2 separate regions of the Mus musculus genome follow, and region 2 is linked to region 1. The links are chromatin loops, found by intact Hi-C in ENCODE. Cell type or tissue: heart. All regions are shown on one strand. Links, peaks and the distances in the headings refer to the core of each region. The heading gives the core; the rest is flanking DNA.

Evidence for each region. Hi-C counts contacts between places; a loop is a spot of excess contacts. Peaks named below come from ENCODE experiments on the same cell type or tissue, not always from the same donor. Only the 100,000 strongest peaks of a DNase experiment are listed, where the experiment ranks them.
Region 2: it touches region 1 in a loop (2.1-fold over the local background); 2 of 42 quality-filtered maps call a loop at or near these places.

The regions. Positions count from the first base shown.
Region 1 is chr15:102,622,312-102,627,688 of GRCm38, forward strand. Atf7 (activating transcription factor 7) reads right to left here and starts at 3,153. Exons shown (of 12, transcript NM_001310067.1): 1 at 3,051-3,153. In heart, for the core only: no CTCF peak of the experiment used is centred there; DNase peaks (open chromatin) are centred at 2,870 and 3,170; H3K4me3 peaks cover 2,247 bases; H3K27ac peaks cover 2,003 bases.
Region 2 is chr15:102,719,859-102,725,235 of GRCm38, forward strand. It overlaps Calcoco1 (calcium binding and coiled coil domain 1), which reads right to left and starts at 2,320. Exons shown (of 15, transcript NM_026192.3): 1 at 2,189-2,320. In heart, for the core only: no CTCF peak of the experiment used is centred there; a DNase peak (open chromatin) is centred at 2,363; H3K4me3 peaks cover 1,901 bases; H3K27ac peaks cover 1,553 bases; H3K27me3 peaks cover 245 bases.

The DNA of each region.
Region 1 (5,377 bases), core at 233-5,232:
GTGTGACATTAAATTTAAGTGAAAACTTTTAACAAATTTACTATCAACTAACAAACTTTCCAATGAATTGTTTTTCTTCTTGTTTCTCTCTTGAGACACAGTCCCATGCTGCCTAAGCTGGACTCATACTGCCCACGTAGACAAGAATGGTCTTGGTCCCTGCCTCCACTTCTCCAGTGCTAAGATTACAGGTGTGCACCATCATGTCCAGTTTTATGTAGTAACAGGGTTCACACATGCTAAGCAAGCATTCTTCCTACTCAGCTACATATCTAGACCCCAATATCCATCTTTTGGTCAGGTGGGAATACTGCCCAAGAGAGGAGAAACAAGCATTGTACTTAAGAATTTTCAAGTTAAAGCCATCACAAGTTTTAGATTGGAAGATCAAAACAAGGGACTTTGTTCTCTCACTGATTTTTTTTTTTTGGATGGGGGAGGGGAAGACTACTGCCTAGAAAATTTGCTACTGTTCAGTAGCAAATGCTCCCAGTTGAAACCCAATTCAGTAGCTAATAGTAAAGGTTTGGTAGTTGATCAGTCTCAGTGTTTATATAGGGACAATTTCTAGCCAAGGAGAAACACTTCAACTGGCTGCTGAAGAACAGGGGTTAATACAAAACCACATGATCTGTGTTTTTTCTTTAGTAGTACTTCAATTCTCAAAAATAAAAGAGGTAGGGTTATAACTCACTGGTAGAATGCTCTCCTGGCATGCACAAGCTCTAACTTAAGTACCACTATAAATCCCTACAACACACACACTCACACACTCATGCATGCACAAATGCCAAAAGGTGGTGGTGGGGGGCGGTAGAAGGAATATAACCTATGCAAAGAAAGTTATTAATTAGCTGTTTGAGTCTTAACTCACTATTAAGTGATATACAACTACTAAACAAAGGGCAATGTCCTGTCCCTTTTCTGTACAGAATTAAGAACAAACTGGTAAGACTACTTCGTATGGCTGCCAACCTTTTCTTTAGCTTCTTTTCTTACAGTCATGTTGAGTTTCGCAATAGCTTCCACTTACTTTACATCCCCCATGCTTAAAAACAAATTGTGTTTGAGTTCCTCAACCCTTGTCCTAAAATACTATGATAGCTCTTTTTTGTAAATCTGGATGCAAAGAAAACATGAGAAAATGTTCAATTTCCTGAACTATGAGTCTATTTCACTCACACCACTCAAAATATAAAAAGTGGACTGGGGATAAAGCTCAATGGGTACAGTGCATGCACAAAGCCCTAGGTTCAATCCCCAGCGCCACATAAACTGATAAACTGGGCATGGAAGCGAATGCTTGTATCAACCCTTGGTACGTGGAGATAGAAGGATCAGAAATTTAAAAATGAGTTCAAAGCTAGTATGGGCTACATGACACACTACATAAACCACAGACACACACACACACACACACAAGGGCTAAAGACTGTAGCTCACATGGCAGAGTTCTTACCTACCATGTATAAGACCCTGAGAACCCTAGTACTACATAAACTGGATATGGTGGTACACACCTATTATCCCAGCACTTGGGAGGTGGGTGGAGGATCATGGTCACCCTCAGTTATCTCAGTCTGAGGTGTACTTGGGCTATATGAAACACTGCCCCAATTAATAAACAAGAAAATATACAAGATAATTAAGATTAAGTTCAATCATCCATTAAATAACTCTTAATGAACGAAAGGGAAAATTCACATTTAAGGAAACAAAATTTATTTGTTAGTGTTTAGAGTACCTATAGTTTCTTCAGAAATTATACTGCTGAAAAAATTTTAAACATAGGAAACAAATGAGTTTGCTGAAATTAAAAAAAAAAAAAAACCTGCACATCTCCACAAACCTATACTTCATATGAACCCTGAGAGATATTAAAACACCCTCTGCTAAGCAGAAAACAAAGTTAGGAAAGTAGTAACACGGGAATCTGGGTAGGAGGTGCCCTGGGTAGTAAACACCCCAGTGAGTGCACATAATAAGCATTTCAGAGCAACATAGAAGTCCCAACGGGTCTCCAACTTGGACTGCGAAGTCCCAGGCCCACATCCCTGTGTTCTGAAAGAAATGAAACTTGGAAAGTGGAACACTGGAAAAATGACAATCAGAGTAGCGCCCTACTTTTCTTCTTCTCAACCCCCGGGCCAGCATTTTGGCTGGCTGGTCACCAGTCTGGGTGCCATATCCACCAAAAAACACTAAGCAGTATCCTGGCGGTCTCCCGACTGAAGAAAGAACCAGACTGTATGTCAGTCGCTGTCTCTTCTCCAAATATCCCCCCTTACCCTCTGGATTTCCATATTATCACCGAAGCGATGCCTTCTAGCAACCCAACCCACTCACATGTCCTCCTAAACTCATCCACTTAATCTGTCCAGATCCATACTTTCTGACACCGTGTCTCTTGCTCAGATTCTTCTGAATTCAATCGAAACGCCAGGACCCCCGTTTCCCAATGCTCCACTTCGACCACACAACGCGTGCTTTCACCTGAGCCAGGCTCTCGTCACCCAAACCTACCTCCTGCCTATTTACCTCTGCCTTCTGCAGTGCCAAGCCCTAAACCCACTTTTTGGGAAATCTTTTGAGTCTTCAACCTAGTTTAGCAGTCCTCCTCTATCTTCCACTCCAAGATCCCTCCATTAGACTTCCACTAGACTTCGCTTCCCTCAGGATTCAACCCCCCTTTCCTCGCCACGCCCTGTGCCCCCCGGGGCTACTTACCCCAAGTTCTCCCCACACTTCAGTCCTCTGGCCCCGCCTTCCTCCAAAAGGAAGGAGGCGGGAGAAGAGAAGAGGGCGGCACTCCGCAAGGTAAAGGCGATCTCCCATTAGCGCTCATGGCCGCCAATTGTGGCTTCCTTCTCTCCTATTGGTTGTCTTTAGCCTACGCCCCACCCTCTTCCTCAGACAGGCCTGGCCACCGCCTCAGCGCCCCCGTCCAACAGACTGGGAGGGGAGACCCCGGCCCGGGACGCTGGGACTGGCCAGAGTAGAAGGAGAGACTCCTGTCAGGCCACGGACTAGCTAATGTTAACAGGACTCACCCGCTGGTAGCTCCGGCGCCTCCCGCCCGCCCGCGCTCGGTCCCACAATCTGTCTCCTGCTCCTCCTTTCCCCCCTCAGCGGAGCAGATACTTTCCTCCCGTCCGGCCAGGCGTGTTCACTTCTCGCGAGAAGTGGGGGCGAGGGCGCGACTCGTGGGGCTGAGTTGGACCAGGGCCTAGGGGCGGGGCTTGCTGTGAGCGTGGCTTGAGTGGAAGGTTGGGCGAGCGCTGTACACACGACTCGCACGTGTTCGGCTGCAAAGTGTGGGCAGCGCGGGGAGAGCGGCCCTGGCGTCTAACGCTGCCGATCTGTCTGTAGCTGTGGAGGTCCGAAGGTGAAGCAAAGGCAGGGAGGGACTGAGAGTGTCTCAGGCAGCCCTCGGATAAAGGGGAATTAAGGGAGCGGAGCCAAGAGAGGGACTTCAGTCACCAAGCTGGTCATTAGTTGTGTGGAGGAAGTTAAGCAAGAGTCGATCCGAGCAGGTGACTGCTTGCACTTTCTGCTTTACACTTGACAGCACCTCACTGGCCGAAGCCCCTGCCCGGTGTGTGCTGTGTGTGAGCTACGATGGTAGTGTGAGGAAGTACGTTCAACTCCAGCCTCACCGCGGCGGCGCCCGCCTCTAATCGCCACATGGAGGCAGGCGGATCTCTGTGAGTTCGAGGCCAGCCTGGTCTACATAGCGAATTCCAGGACAGCCAGCGCTATCCTTGTCTCAACAACCCCCCACCCCACCCCCAAAAGACCATGGATGATCACCAGTCTAGCCTTCTGGGCCAGTGGGAAATCCCGCGTTAAACAAACAATAAAAATAAGGGGGATAGCTCTGAGGAACCAAACCTGAAGTTGTCATCTGGTCTCTTGGACAACCCTCCATACCTGTGAACAACACACACACACACACTTACAGAGAGAAAGTAGGACTGTTAGTGTAGCTCAGTGTGAAGCCACAGCACAGTGATTTTTTTTTTTAAAATTTGTATATGTTACCCAGCAAGTATTTTATTGAAATACCAACAGCACATACTACGTCAAAAACAAAAGCACACACAACACTGTCCTGGTCATGTGGAAAATTTCTCTGACAGAATTTTTATTTTACGGTTGAGGGAGAGATAGGTCATAAGTCAATAATTATACTTACTTCAGAAAGTGAAGAGCTTTTCAGGGTAATGAGACCGAAAGCAACTCTAAGAGGGGAAAAACACTATTGCTAGTATTGAGAGAAGTCCTCTTGAGAAAGTTATTTATTTATTTATTTATTTATTTATTTATGAATGAGGCAGGGCTTATTTTGAAGCCAAGCTGTCCTGAAACTCATTTTCCTGTGTCAGCCTCCACCTAAGTACTTGTATTAAGTATGAGCCACTTGTCTGGCCTGAATGTATACCATCTACATACCAGATGCCTACCTGTGGAGGCAAGAAGAGGGCACCAGGTACCCTGAAACTAAAGTTACAAATGGTTGAGACCTGCAGTGTCAGTGCTGGGACTAGAAACAAGGTCTTCTGGAAGAATGGTCTGTCCTCTTTTAACTGCTGAGCCATCTCTTTAGCCTGAGGAGTTGAATTATTAAGAGACAGCCTTGAGACTTTCAGGAGAACATCAAATATAAGAGCTACATTTGAAAAACTTATCCTGAAGAAGAGGCAGGCAGGTCTCTGTGAATTTGAGACCAGTCTGTGATACACATGAACACACACAAATTATGTGGTTAAGATGGTACTTTTTGTGTTTGTGTTACTGTAAATAAAAGCTTAAGAATTGAACAGATTTAAGTAGAGTTGACAAGGGATTCCAGGGATCCCGACAGCTAACTAGTTGTGTTTTCTTCTTTATAACAGTAGCAATATTGTAGCCATAGTCTCTGCCCAGTGTGTGGCTGTATGGGGTAGGGCAGAAGAAGGGGTGAGGTGGGGTGGAGGGGTGGTAATGGGCTCTGTTCCCCCTTTGAAGCTGTTTTCTTCTCTGTTCTAGGCACTGAGCCCAGGGCCTTGTACTCCAGCACTGAGCTAAATATCAACACCTAACACAGTCTTTCTTTTCTTTTCTTTTCTTTTCTTTTCTTTTCTTTTCTTTTCTTTTCTTCTCTTTTCTTTTCTTTTCTCTTCTTTTTTTCTTTTTCTTTTTTTTTTTTTCTTTGTTTGTTTGTTTGAGACAGGGTCTGACTATCTGGGTAACTTAGAATATGTGTTCTAAATGCTTTTCCTCTGTCCAGAGTGCTAGGATTACAGGCATGCTTCACCAGACCTGATTCCCTTCACAGCTTTTTTGTTATTCAGCTTTCTGAACTTCCTGTCAGTGATCTTATCTAACCTCTTGGCAT
Region 2 (5,377 bases), core at 105-5,104, 97 kb after region 1:
TAATTCCTGGGCCATAGGTCTTCCAAGTCAACTTCCTACCCTGTCATGTTGTATCCTCTTTGGCTTACAGGCCCTCACCTGTCTAATTTCTAATCCTTTTCATTGCCCCACTGACCCAGCATCTCGGTCTCTGCCCATCTCTGTCTCTCCCTTTCATCTCTCAACATCCTTGGGAATTCCAGATTCTTTTGGTTTCCCGATGTAACTGACCCCCTATAATGTCTGGCTCTAAAATTCAAAATCCAATGGAAGTGTGGGCCTCTCTCAGTTTAAGCAGGTCTTGCTTACATATGCCTAAGCTTGTTCAACCTTCTTTACCAATCACGATGATGGGTCTTCAGAGGGGACTACGGTTTGGGGGATCAACAACCTAATCCTGGGTCCTCTGCTCTTGGAGCACCTGCTCTTGGGGGCACCGATCCGTGAGTTGCCTATCTCGATCAACTCTAGGGAAGCAGAAGAAGGCGAGCTTTGGCTTTCCTCCAAGGCTAGAGAAGGGGAGGATAATAGGAAAGACAGGTTCTGTCCTTCAACTTCTATTCCAGGAAATCAAAACTTCTGGAGGTGGCAGTTCAAGGGTGGAGTGAAATATTCAGTAGGAAGGTGGTGGTGTGCAGAGATGGAATGTGGGGGCCTGGAGCCAGGAAAGCCCCGCCCTTAGGCAGGGAAACAGGTTAGAAATAGGGTAAGTCAGGGGCCCTGAGAAGGGGAAATATACATTCGGCGTTGAGAAAAGGCAGAGATCAACGAGAAACATTCTCCCCCCCCCCACCCCCATCTTGACGGGAGCAGAGCTAGAAAGCTAATGATTTGTTTGGGTGTTAGCCCAGCTCCAGTACCCTATACCCATTTTCTTGTTGGCTCCTCTTAGCCTCAATTCTAAGAGTCCAAATCTTGACATATGTTTGGGTTAATGGCAGGAGATAAGCAGATAAAATGGAGTTAGCTAGGGAGAACTAATTGGAAAATAGATAATAATAATAATAATAGCAACAACAACAATCAAGAGTTCAGGGGGTAGAATAGTTGGGTGGGTAGAGGTGCTTGCCACCAACTCAAGGTTGGGAGAAGAGAACTGATATCCCCAAGCTGTGCTCAGACTTCTGTACACCTATCTTCACACAGACACAGACAGACAGACACACACACACAGAAGTAAAAAAAAAAAAGTTAAAACAGAGTAGTACTCAGAGATGAATAAGAACAAAGTATGGATGGTGTACATGTTTGAAATGAAACTCACTGTATATTAACTTAAAAAAAAAATACACCTCAGTCCAGAGCGGGGAGGCAGCCCTTTTCTCTAGCCCACACATCTGCTTCCTGTGTCAGGTGCAGCTGATGTGTCCAATCAGACATCACCACTAGTCATATGCACACCCCCAAACATCACAAACCCACACCAGGCTGAGACAGTGGGGGAGGAACTTTAAAAGAAATTAAACACTCCATGGAGAAGGAAAGGTGGGCCAGCAATGCAATAGGAAACAGTTTCTTTGTCGGCTTTTTTTTTTTCATCTATGAAAAATCTCTCATTACAGCTACTCCGTGTTTTCTTCAATATAAGTCTTCTTAGGTTAGAGTGAGATCTGTCTCTAAAGTTCTACCCGTTGAGAACCCCAAACCCCTCCTTTCCCACAAAGACAATCTGTAACAGCTGCAGATATTCTTCAGAACTGAAAGTGTATGTGGTCAGATGCTGATGTTCAAATGCATTCTCTCTCTCTCTCCCTCTCTGTGTGTGCGTGTGTGTGTGTGTCCCCTCTCCACTGTAGGGCTCTCAGCGTTTTGGCGTTCCACAAGTTGGAAGTTTTCCCCTCAGGGATTCAGCGTAGTAAAGGCCTTTGGATCTTTGGATTTGGGTAAGAGAGAGAAGGTCTGTGAGGGCAAAGACTTGCCTGGAAAAGATTAAGCAAATATTTCAGTCCCTTCAAGCTTCCATAATCGGATCGAGCTTTACTGAGGAGGCCCCGCAAGAAAGTGAGGACAATGCGGGCTACTCCTCAAGGCCCCCCTTGAAACCAACAAAACCGAAACGTGGGGGAGGCTTCCTTAGTGCGTAAAGTATTAAAACCTAAACGCTCCTACCGTCCTCTTCTACAGTTCTCTCGGATTAGCCTTTCGCAGGCTGAGAAGCGGGCTGACCACCCCCGCGTAAGCCCACCCTCAGTTAGGCCAAGTTTCTTACCCCACGGACGGATCAGCTGTTCCCCTCACCTTTCACCAACAACAAAAACAGCACTCCGACTATAGGAGGGGAGGGGAAGAGTGACGCGAGAGCTTCTGGGGCTTGTGGTTCTTCTATGACTCGACACTGTCTACTTTTCTACCTGTGGAACTACATGTCCCAGGAGGCTGCGCGCGAGGGGCGGGGAAGAGGGCGGGGCGGTGATGGACTCAGCGTGGCATCCCGGGAGATGTAGTTCTTACTCCCGAGGCAGTTCAGGAGGGTGTGTCTTCCAAAGGACTTCACGGCCCATGATTCCTTAAGAAAGGGCAGGCTGATCTAGTGGAGGCTGCTGGTTCGTAGCATGCTTAGTGGGAGAGTTGACGGCTTTAACGCGTTCTGCACAGCTCTTTTCGGTGGGGCGGAACGCTTCCAGCACAGCCTTCTTGTTCGCTTTTACAAGATAGGCTGTAGTGTTATATCTACTTACAAAAGAAAAAACTTGTCTAAGGAATCCTCTAGGGTCAGGGCTATGAAACTGTAGAACTCTGCCAGGCCTCTCCCAAGCTACGAGCTACAGCCACCATGTTGTGGGTGGGGAAACTCACAGGGGTGGTAGTGGTTATTTATTTTTAGCTTGTTCTGACTTCAGGGTTGACAGAGCTTGTAAAAGTCTCAAAGCTTACTGTTTGGTTCCAGCTTGAGAAGATTTCCATGCCAAGGGGTCCGATAACACACACACACACACACACACACACACACACACACACACACACATACCACACCTGCACGTGCTCCCCCTGGAGTGGCTTCTGGGGCTAGGATTAGGGGACATAGCTTGAAATGGTGGCTAGGCTGTGGAATGAAAAGCATGCGGTTGAAGAGAGAGCTTGGCAGGACTGCCACAGCTCACAACAAGCTACTTAGAGAGGCTTGTTTGCCCAAGCCTTTTAACTGGCTTAAATTAATTAGAGCAACAATACAATTGTTGCTATAGGGTTGTTTTTTGTTTGTTTGTTTGTTTTGTTTTGTTTTGATAGGCGAAAGAGTCACACTGTTCCCACACCGCAGTCACTTAAGGACTTGAACCGTCCTCATCGTTGTGGGTGGCCTCCAACCCTGGAAGAGTTCAACCCCCCCCCCCTTTCTCAATATTAAAGGATTAAGTGAGATGTAATGCTACACACCTATAACCCTAGCAATTGAAGAGGCAGAGGCAGGGAGATCCTGGAGATTTCGATTCTGACTCAGGCTACACAGGAGACCCTGTCTCACAAATAAATAGTTATGCCGGAAAGACAGCTGTCCTCTCCTGGTTGGGTCCATTCTAATTATCTGTGGCAGTAGGTTCTGGCGGCGCCTCTTCTTTTACTTTTTTTTTTTTTTTGGTAGTTTTTTTTTTTTTTTTCCTTTTAAGATTGAATAGGGTATTTGATGCTGTCCTTGGGTGCCTTTCATTTGAAGATCTCCAAGCATTAAGTCACTGGGCTGCACAAACATTAAGATGACATGTCTGTGTCATTAGTCAGGATTTATGAGTTAGGGCACAAGCTGCTGGATGGGGAGATAGTTCAAGGTCCTGGGTTAGCTACGAGTGAAGCCTGTCCAAAGACTCAAGTCTCAAATGTTTATTTTGTCTGCATTCAGAATGAAAGCTTGTAAAAATCTCAGTCTCAAATAGAGCTAAGGTAATAACAACTTCCATGTTTGGGATGCTTACAGCGTTTTTAAACAGCCATAACGTATGCCCTATTATCATCCCCATTTTACGTGTAATGAGAGCAACACTCAGACAGCTGAGTAATTCGTGAGGTTAATCCAGCTAAGTGGCAGAATCAGGGTTCAAGTTCCAGTAGTCAGCACTGTATTAATGTGGCTTTAAATTCTGTTGTTGTAAGAAGCAGTGTTAGTCAGGGGATAAATATTCACTGAGCTCTTATGTGCTCAGTGAAGGCACGTGGCAACGGGAAGCCCCATCATTCAACAAGTATGTGTTAGTGTTATGCCGGATGTTCCATATGTCTCACTAAAAGGGTAAATACAGATACTGAAGGATATATTTGATTGGGTTAGTTTGTCAAGATGGGGATGGGGTGGGGGCTGGAGAGATGGCTCAGCAGGTTTTTTTGGGGGGGTGGGGTGGGTTCAAGACAGGGTTTCTCTGTATCGCCCTGGCTGTAGACCAGGCTGGCCTCGAACTCAGAAATCTGCCTGCCTCTGCCTCCAGAGTGCTGGGATTAAAGGTGTGCACCACCACTGCCCAGCATGGCTCAGCAGTTAAGAGCACTGACTACTTTTCCAGAGGTCCTGAGTTCAAATCCCAGCAACCCCATGGTGGCTCACAACCATCTGTAATGAGATATGATGTTCTCTTCTGGTGTCTCTGAAGACAGCTACAGTGTACTTACATATAATAAATAAATAATAAAAGGATGGGGACCAGGTAGAAAAAGGAAACTTATTCTAGGTTGAAGCCAAGATTCAGAAATGGGACTCAGTGATGCTCACCGGAGCCTAGAGAGGAATTCAAAATGGCACATTCCCTTGAACTTAACACATGCATCATAGCAAAATGAAAACAAAACTGCAGAGGTGCTGGGTTTGATACCCCGCATGGCATAAAGTGGAGCATGGTAGCATATACTCATAATCAACTTGGAGCCAGAGGCAGAACTATCAGGTGTGCAGGATCATCCTTAGCTACATACCCAGTTTAGGAGTCAGTTTTAGCTGTAGGAGACCTTATCACAACAGAAGAGGCTGGCGAGATGCCCCATCAAGTTAAAGCACTTGTTAAAGAAACCTAGTAATCTGAGCGCAATCCCCAGCGCCGTTTGGAGAAGGAGGATGAGATGGTGTGCAGCGTTTCTTTTCTTTTTCTTCTTTTTCAAGGTTTATTTATTTATTTCATGCATGTGAGTCCACTGTCGCTGTCTTCAGACGCACCAGAAGAGGGCATCCGATCCCTATCACAGATGGTTGTGAGCCACCATGTGGTTGACTGGGAATTGAACTCAGGACCTCTGGAAGAGCAGTCAGTGCACCTTAACCGCTGAGCCATCTCTATAGCCTGACATGCAGCATTTCTGTGTCAAGATGGTCAATTGCCCTGACCCTCACAGGCCAGCTAGCATAGCAGAGACATCAAGAGAGATGCTGAGGGCTGGAGAGATGGCTCAGTAGTGGTTAAGAGCGCTGACTGCTCCTCCA